Regions from separate parts of the Homo sapiens genome. Here regions 1 and 3 are each linked to region 2. Evidence: chromatin contacts called from ENCODE Hi-C or POLR2A ChIA-PET data. All regions are on one chromosome and are shown on one strand. The core of a region is the stretch at or near the end of the contact, and the rest is flanking DNA. Distances in the headings are between cores, read along the strand shown.

Region 1 (2,700 bases), core at 81-2,580, 560 kb after region 2:
TATGAATATTTGTGTACAAGTTTTTGTGTGATCAGATGTTTTCAACTCTTTGGAACATCTATTTACCTGGGAGTGGGACTGCAGAATCCCATGGTAACTCTGTGTTCAACGTTTTGGGCAACTGACAAACTGCTTTCCACAGAGGTGATACCATTTTACATCCCCGCCATCAGAGTGTGAGGGCTCTAATCTTGCCACAGTCTCACCAACACTTGTTATTTTCTCTGCCTTTATTCTTTCAACACACACACACACACACACACACACACACACAGAGAGAGAGAGAGAGAGAGACATTGAGACAGGGTCTTGCTCTGTCACCCAGGCTGGAATACAGTGGTGCAATTTTGGCTCACTGCAATCTCCGTCTCCTGGTCTCAAGCAATCCTCCCACATCAGCCTCCCGCGCAGCTGGGACTGCAGGTGCATGCCACCACACCCAGATAATTTTGTGTATCTTTTGTGGAGATGAGGTTTCACCACATTACCGAGGCTGGTCTCGAACTCCTGAACTCAAGAGATCTGTTGGCCTTGGCCTCCCAAAGTGCTGAGATTTCAGACATGAGTCACTGTGCCTGGCCTTCAACACATATTTTGTTGAGCCCCTGCTTGGTGTCAGGCCTGTGCTGGGGTAGGGGATGCAGGGGTCCAGGCTGCTCTTGCAGAGCCAAAGGGACATAGATGTGACCCAGTGGTGGCTGGTGCTGAGTGGAGGGAAGGAGGAGGTGAAGTGATGGGAGTGACCTGCATGGACAGTCAGGGCAGGCTTCAGGGAGGCAGCGTTTGTGCCCTGGGAAGGTCTTGGCTGTTACTGTCCAATCCCAGCCTCTGTCCCTTCCCAAGTCCCCAGGATGAGTGGTAGTCAAGGTGCTGGGTGCCTCAGTGTTATAATGTGAAAAGTCTCAGCCTGGCCTGAAACTCACCCATTAGAGCCCTCACCTGCAGATTCTATGCCCACAGCCCAGGCCAGATGAGGAAACTGTGGCTCAGAGAAGGGAATGACTTCCCAAAGGTCATCCCAAAAGGTAGTGGCAGAGGGAGACCAGATCCCTGATCTACAGATGCCCAGCCTGGGGTCCTTTTAGCTCTGATGGGGTGAGGCCTGGGGCAGCATGAGGCTGGGAGCAGGGAAGATGGGGGAGGGCAGGAGGCTGAGAGAGCCCAGGTGAGAGAGGGCCAAGCTTGAAAGGTTTTCCCAGGCTGGGGGAGAGGCCCTGGTCAGGATGTGTATGGGTAAGGGGTGAGATACAGAGGTCCCTGGGGCGGGCCCAGACCTGTTTCTCCTTTGCCCAGTTTCAGTTCTGTTTTGCTTGTCCCCTTCTGTTTTGCGTTCAGAGTGGGTTGGGGTGGTGGTGGGGTGACTCTTAGCCCCCATCTTGATCCCCATGGTGGGGGATGAGGAGATGGGCTTAACTCCAGACACCACTTTCAGTCCCCCTTTCTACCCCCACCCAGGGTCCCCCAGTCTAAGGGCGGATGCGGGAGGCCTGGCTGGGTCCGTCCTCACAAGGAGGGGCAAGCTGGGCAGAGCCTGGCTGGCCTCCCCTGCTGCCATACCTTGGAGCCCACAGCCTCCAGTGGGTAGTGACTGGCCCCAAATCTAGACATAGGTAATGTTTGCTTAGTGAGCTCATGTGCTATGGGACTAAGTTGAAATGCTCTGCCCCTTACTCATACACCCTTATTGACTCACAGGTCCCCAAGGTGAGTCACGCCCACATCAGGTATTGTGGGTGTATGAGACATACACCCACTGCAAACTGGGATGCAGTTTCCAGTCCCCCTGCCAGCATGCTTAGGGCACCAGGAAGGGCAGTGGGTGCTGATGGGCCCCAGATTTACCAAAGATGACTCCAGTTGGAGGCCTTGGACTGCTGTGGGCTTGTCAGGGGCCTTTGTGGCCCTGGGAGGAGGTGTCTGGGGCTGCTCCAATGTCTTTGGGGTCTCTCAGGTTGGGGTGGATCCTTTGGGAGTGCTGGGCACTGGCAGAGACTCAGGCCGCAGGGAGGGGACTTGCTTTCCCTCTGGCTCCCTCAGGAGGCCTCAGCTGCAGTGCTGGGTGCTGGCTGTCCTCAAACCCATGTCCTCCAGCCCCCTGACGTCTTCTCATTTCCTCATCTCAGGTTTCAGCCCACTCAGGCTGACGTTGCCTTCTGATCTCGTTTTTCAGCAGCCCCCAGGTCTCCGTGGCTGCTGTGCAGAAACGCGAGTGGTTGGGGGAAGTCCACATGATGCTGGCCTTGAAGAGCCTCCTGCCAGCCAGGCCTCAGGAGGGCTCACTTCCCCATTGCAGAACTCCTGCGGAGACCCAGGGGCAATTTCTGGTCTTTAGCACAGGGCCTCTGAGGGGCTGGCTTTTCCTAGGGGCTGCCCTGGTGCTGTGGCACCGTGGGGTGGGGGATTTCGGCAACGCCAGGGGCTCGACATGGCTGAAACTTCTTTGGACAGCTCAGCTACCCCAGGTAGAAGCCTCTGTCCCTCCCGGAGCCAGGCCTGTCCCAGCTTCGAAGTCAGATGTTGGGACATGCTGTATGCCTTTGGGACGAGTAGCCCCGTGGGCTCAGAGCTCTGACAGTGAACCCAGATGGGGTTGCTGTGAGGCACTGGGCGGGTCTAAACAAACAAGGTGCTGTGTGAGTGCATAGGTGCGAACAGGCTGCTCCAAGGGACTCTTGAATTGTCTTTGCGGACAAGTGGGAG
Region 2 (2,700 bases), core at 188-2,687:
GTTTCCGCCGGAGAGGCATCCAGTAGTTCCATAATGCCCCCAGGGCTTCAACTCCCCATCTTCCTCCCTTCTTTCTCTCTTTTATTTTTTTTTAAGTCTTTTTAATTTTTGTGGGTATACAATAGGTGTCTATATTTAGAGGGTACATGAGACGTTTTGATACAGGCATGCAATGCATAATAATCACATCCTGGAGAATGGGGTATCCCTCCCTTCTCTTTTGTATTTTATTTAATTAATTAATTTATTCATTTTTCGAGACAGAGCTTTGCTCTGTCGCCCCGGCTGGAGTGCAGTGGCATGATCTCGGCTCACTGCAGCCTTCAGCTCCCGGGTTCAAGCGCTTGTCCTGCCTCAGCCTCCCGAGCAGCTAGGATTACAGGAGCGTGCCACAACGCCGAGCTGATTTTTGTACGTTTAATGGAGACGGGGTTTCACCATGTTGACCAGGCTGGTCTCGAACTCCTGACGTCAAGTAATCCGCCCACCTCTGCCTCCCAAAGTGCTGGGATTAAAAGCGTGAGACACCGCGCCCGGCCCCTCCCTTCTCTTTTTTAAAACCTGCGTTCACCTAGCCTCCTTTCGAAAAGGACCCCACTGGATCTCAAGGGGCCAATGTTGCCTGAGCGAATTCCGCCTGGGAGGAAGGGGGCGGCCACGTTGGCAAGGCATCGTGCCTGGCTCACCCTAAAGCGCGCAGCTCTAAGGGTGGGCTCTAGGGCCTGGGTGGAGCGAGCCTACCGCCTTTTCAGAAGAGGTCACGCCCGCTTCCCCACGCGCCTCGGGGAACAGCCTGGCCCAAAGCCTCACTCCTCACGTCCCAGGGGTGGACGGGGGTCCGGGAGCCTCGAGCTCCGGGCAGGCGTGGCGAGGCTGAAGTCTGGGTCTTCCGCGCCCCGCGAGGACCACGCCGCGACGTAATCGCCCGCGGGGAGGCGCGGAGTGGAGCCGCAGCCAGCTCCTCCCGCACTCTGCTGACCGCGCACTAGCTGTCCTTGAGGCAAGAATACTTGGGAGCGGAAAAAAGGTGGGGGTGTTCCCCGGGGCGGGGGAGGAGGGGCAAGGCCCCAGCAAGCCTCTTGGAAATCTCTCCCTGGGAGGGGACGAGGGGCGGCCTTCAGTTGCAAATGGGAAGGGCTCGGATACCGGATTTGAAGCAGTGTTTGCACGGCAAGCGCAGCTTTTATTTAGACTGCCGGTTTGTGAGGGTTGGCTCTCAGAGCGCTGATGGCGATTATAGTGGAACTTCACCTTCACCTGCTCATGCGCCCCGCAGCGCGCCCGCTCCCACGCCCGCGTAGCTGAGGACCCAGACTCGCCAGGAAAGGCTAGTGAGGCTGGGGCCCGGGCGGGCCCGGCCGGGCCGGGTCAGGGGAGGGGCCTGGCGGCAGGGGCGGGGCCTCAGCTAAAGGCGCGGAGCACCCGGCGCCGAGAGCGCTGAGTAGAGCGGCGCCCGCTCGAGAGAAGTGGGGCCGAGATCGCGCCGTCCCAGCCCGCCCGCCGGCGTCTGCGCTGCTCCGGCGCCCTTACCCCTGCTGGCCCTTGCAAGGCGCGACCGGCGGCCATGCAGCCCCGGGGCTGAGGCCGCCCCATGGCAAAGCCGGCGGTCCCGGCGACGACGGCGCATGGAGAACTTCCGTAAGGTGCGCTCCGAAGAGGCGCCAGCGGGGTGCGGGGCCGAGGGAGGCGGCCCGGGCTCCGGCCCCTTCGCAGACCTGGCGCCGGGCGCGGTGCACATGCGGGTCAAGGAAGGCAGCAAGATCCGGAACCTGATGGCCTTCGCCACCGCCAGCATGGCGCAGCCAGCCACGCGCGCCATCGTCTTCAGCGGCTGCGGCCGGGCCACCACCAAAACCGTCACGTGCGCCGAGATCCTCAAGCGCCGCCTGGCGGGCCTGCACCAGGTCACGCGGCTGCGCTACCGGAGCGTACGCGAGGTGTGGCAGAGCCTCCCGCCTGGGCCCACGCAGGGTCAGACGCCTGGCGAGCCGGCCGCTAGTCTCAGCGTACTTAAGAACGTGCCCGGCCTCGCCATCCTACTTTCCAAGGACGCGCTGGATCCGCGACAGCCCGGCTACCAGCCCCCGAATCCCCATCCTGGTCCCTCGTCCCCGCCAGCCGCGCCAGCGTCCAAGAGGAGCCTAGGGGAACCCGCAGCTGGAGAAGGCTCCGCGAAGCGATCGCAACCCGAGCCAGGGGTTGCGGACGAGGATCAGACGGCCTGAAACTCCGGACTGTGGGCCACCTAGTCCGGCAGGATCTTCCGCCAGCGCCTCCACCTTCAGATGTACCTCCAGCCTTTCACTCCTCGGTCCTCCGGAGCCCACAACCTGGACACAGCTCCTCAAGACAGGTAGCATGGACCTTAAGGCGACAAGAGAGGGGCCCCAGGAGTGGCAGGAGAGGATCCCCGACCACCCTAGGGAAACTTCGTGCGATAATTGCTGCTTATGCCCGTGTTGCGTGAAGACACGGAACTTCACCTTTTCTGGGACCTTCTTTGGGGGAGAATGGTGGACAGTGGGATTCTGGAAACTTGTTTGGGACCCCCAAGGGTTAAAGCCACCCAGCATTCACGAAGAGCACCTGAAGTATGGAAGCTGAGAAGAGTTATTGGAATCACCCCCACCGTTGACAGAGGAAGGCAGGGGGTGAGAATTAACTGCTTGAGGGTAGGAGAGTCTGAGATGTGGGGGCCCT
Region 3 (2,700 bases), core at 201-2,700, 890 kb before region 2:
CAAACGCCAGCCACCCTGCAGGCACTTGAGTACCCACTGACTCAACCAAAGGGAGTTAAAAACAAGACTTGGTTTTAGCCATGTTTGAAAAGGAGCCCGAAGCCACCACCTTGACGCCTATTATAACCAAGAGAATATTCTGCAGTTTGGACCAATATCCTACATCAATTTCACGACGAATAGCTTCACGATACACTTTTATGGAGAAACTTAATACTTCAATTCCTTTACCAAGCCTTGGGTTTCTAATGAGATTTCCGCTTAATGAGTGAGTTTTTAAAAGTGTCTTTTCGGCTTTGTGACATACGTGATCTTTCCGGGGAGCAGCCCTGGCGCGTATCTCCTTTCACCTATCCATTTTCGAGGCTTACACACAAGGGAGGGGCCACACGAATACACACTCAACACCACCTGCCGCAACGACGGTACTATGCTCCTTTCCAGAACACAGCAGCGCGCAGCCAGGCCCGGGGGAGAGGGGTCGCTCAAACAGCACCAGAGTCTGCATTCCAACTTTTCCTCCGTCAACGAGTCCATTCTCATTGTCAGTTTCTCCTTAAACGCAAACTTAAAAACAATTGGCTGAACAAGCGGGAAGAAGGAAAATCCGACTGAAAAATGAGGCGTTAAAACTTAAGGGCCGTTCCCCTTGCCGGCCTGGGCTCAAACAACAGCCGGAGCTGCGCCGCCCCGCCCCGCCCCGCCCCGGTCCCGGGAGCAGGCCGGCTGAGGGCGGCCATGGACCCCACAAGGGCTTGGGCCGCCGCGGACTCCCCCCTCGGGGCTAGGAGACGGGGACCGAGATGGGCCAGAAGCCCCCAAGCCAGCCCCTGGCGAGAAGCCGGAAAGACGCGCCCTCCGCCTCCTCCCACCCAAGCCTCGCGCAGTCCCAGCCCGGCCTGGGATGGGCAAGTCGCGGGGGAAAGGGGCGGGCCTGCCCCGCCCGGGGAGCCGGAGCCTCTCCGGGGCAGGCTCCCCTTTGTCCCGGGACTCGAAGCGCCCCCTCTCCGTCCTCGCCCTGCCCCGCGGGGCCGCGGCCGGGCGCCTCACCGTGATGTTGCAGTGGAGCGTGAGTGGCGGCGGCAGCGAGTGCGGGCTGCCCTGCTGCGGCACCAGGAACTGGCAGTGCAGCTCGTCCAGCTTCCAACTGACGATGCGGAATCGCTCGTGGTTCTTGTCGAAGATGGACGCCAGGAACTTCAGCTCGGCCTTGAGCCCTGACACGGACATCTTCCCCTCATCTCCGGCGGGAGGGGCGCGGAAGGGGAGCCGGGCGCGGAAGGGGAGCCGGGCCCGGAGCCGCCGTCACGGCCGCGACCGCCCCGCGGGGCCGGCCTGGGCCGCGCTCTCGCGGCTCCGCCTCGTCGAGCGCTGCTGGAAAATGGCGAGGGGCGCGGAAGCCTCGGCGTGTGGCGGCCTGGGTGGCGCTTCCTTTGTAACCGACTCCAGCGGCAGGAGGCGGCGGCCCCGCGGCTTAAAAGGGCAACAGCGACGCCGCCCCCGCTACCGCCTGGGAAAGGGCTGCCCCCACCCCGCCCCCGTCCCCCTCACCCTGGCGCGCCCTGCGCGCTCCGGTTTCAGCGCGTGCACGAGGCCAGAGCGCGCGCGCCCGGCCGCCCCCTCCTCGCCTTGACCCAGCTCCCTTGTTCCCGACCCATCTGCTCCGTTCTTCGCACCCGCGGACTGGAGGCTCGGGGCCAGCTGGCGCCCGGGCCCCAGAAGTCGGGGAGGAGCCGGAGACCCCCGCGCGCCCCCGCCCCCGGCCTGGAGCCGGACACGTGCGTGGCGGATCGCGCCGGCCACGTCGGCGCCGCTGCAGACTAGCGCCAGCCCCTGGGGGCGGCTCCTCAGCTTGGCGCTCGGCGCGGCACCCGCTAACCTCACTGGGGGGACCTCGTGGGAGACGCGGGTGCGGCTCACCCAGCGTTACCTCCGCTACTTTCACCCTAGTCCGAGCCACCGCTTCGCTAGCCTGGGTTCCTGTGAGGACCTTCTCACCAGCCTGGGTTCCTGTGAGGACCTTCTCACCGGACTCGCTGCTCCCGCCTTTGCTCTCAAACCATCCATTTACCCAAGACGATGGTTTAGCCCCTGGAGGCTGTTGCCTGGAGGTGTCCCATGATTTCATCCCTTCCCTTAGCTACCACCTGTGTTCACTCTGCCGTATATAGTCTCTCTCTCCCCCCTTTCCTTATTTTGCCTTGTTTCCCAAGCTTAAGATAACCCTCCCCACCCACACCCCCATGGAGCTAGGGCTGCCCACTATTTTCACTAAACTCATAGCTCAAATATCATCTCCGGCACCCCCCACCACAACCCATTTCAAATAGTCACCCTGTGTCACATCGTCCTGTGCTAAGTTTTTGTTGGGCACCTGTCACTATCTGATCTTTAACCCATTTATTCCTTGTCTCTGCCCCGTGTTAATGTGTTCAGAGCTGTATCCCCAGGACCTAGAACAAGACCTGTTATATAGTAGAAACCCGATATGATTGAATTGAATGCTCGCTCTTATCTGGAATCCCCACCACTAGCACAATTCCTGGCACATTGTAGGTGCTCAAAAAATGAATAAAGGTCTGGATAGCAGTCCAAAGGAATACATCCCAATTTGGCAGACAATAGTGTGTGCAATCGTAAGTGCAAGAGGCAGGACCAGCTGCATATGCGTCCAACCTATGTAGTTGCACAGTGCTCCCA

What was found. Hi-C counts contacts between places; a loop is a spot of excess contacts on that map. ChIA-PET counts read pairs that join two places held with the same protein, here RNA polymerase II (POLR2A). Pooled maps may share reads with other maps.
Region 1: a loop to region 2 is called in a pooled map, with 2.9 times the contacts of the local background. The contact joins the enhancer-like site here to the promoter of RPP25 in region 2. A Hi-C loop is called at or near these places in 2 of 168 maps with a recorded cell type or tissue (CD4-positive, alpha-beta T cell and ovary) and 7 of 50 pooled maps.
Region 3: a map of CD8-positive, alpha-beta T cell shows a loop between it and region 2 (6-fold over the local background). The contact joins the promoter of UBE2Q2 here to the promoter of RPP25 in region 2. A Hi-C loop is called at or near these places in 1 of 168 maps with a recorded cell type or tissue (CD8-positive, alpha-beta T cell) and 1 of 50 pooled maps. POLR2A ChIA-PET finds 5 or more read pairs at or near these places in 2 of 52 experiments (T-cell and activated CD4-positive, alpha-beta T cell).

The regions. Positions count from the first base shown.
Region 1 is chr15:74,396,126-74,398,825 of GRCh38, reverse strand. No RefSeq gene overlaps it. Among named protein-coding and RNA genes, the nearest start is that of MIR6881, 14 kb to the left of the region's middle. RefSeq lists enhancers at 1,026-1,075, 1,096-1,515, 1,105-1,738, 1,756-1,955, 1,125-2,324 and 3 more. Within about 2 kb of position 1,330, at least 9 of the 41 ENCODE cell types and tissues checked have a DNase peak (open chromatin) inside an H3K27ac peak, as active enhancers do.
Region 2 is chr15:74,955,509-74,958,208 of GRCh38, reverse strand. RPP25 (ribonuclease P/MRP subunit p25) reads left to right here and starts at 1,437. Exons shown (of 1, transcript NM_017793.3): 1 at 1,437-2,700. The coding sequence starts at 1,626. The coding sequence ends at 2,225. RefSeq lists enhancers at 820-1,753, 1,754-2,687, 2,688-2,700 and a silencer at 1,145-1,794.
Region 3 is chr15:75,842,197-75,844,896 of GRCh38, reverse strand. It overlaps UBE2Q2 (ubiquitin conjugating enzyme E2 Q2), which reads right to left and starts at 1,450. Exons shown (of 13, transcript NM_173469.4): 1 at 1,051-1,450. The coding sequence starts at 1,230. RefSeq lists silencers at 640-1,039, 1,290-1,369, 1,510-1,649, 1,690-1,869 and an enhancer at 471-1,368.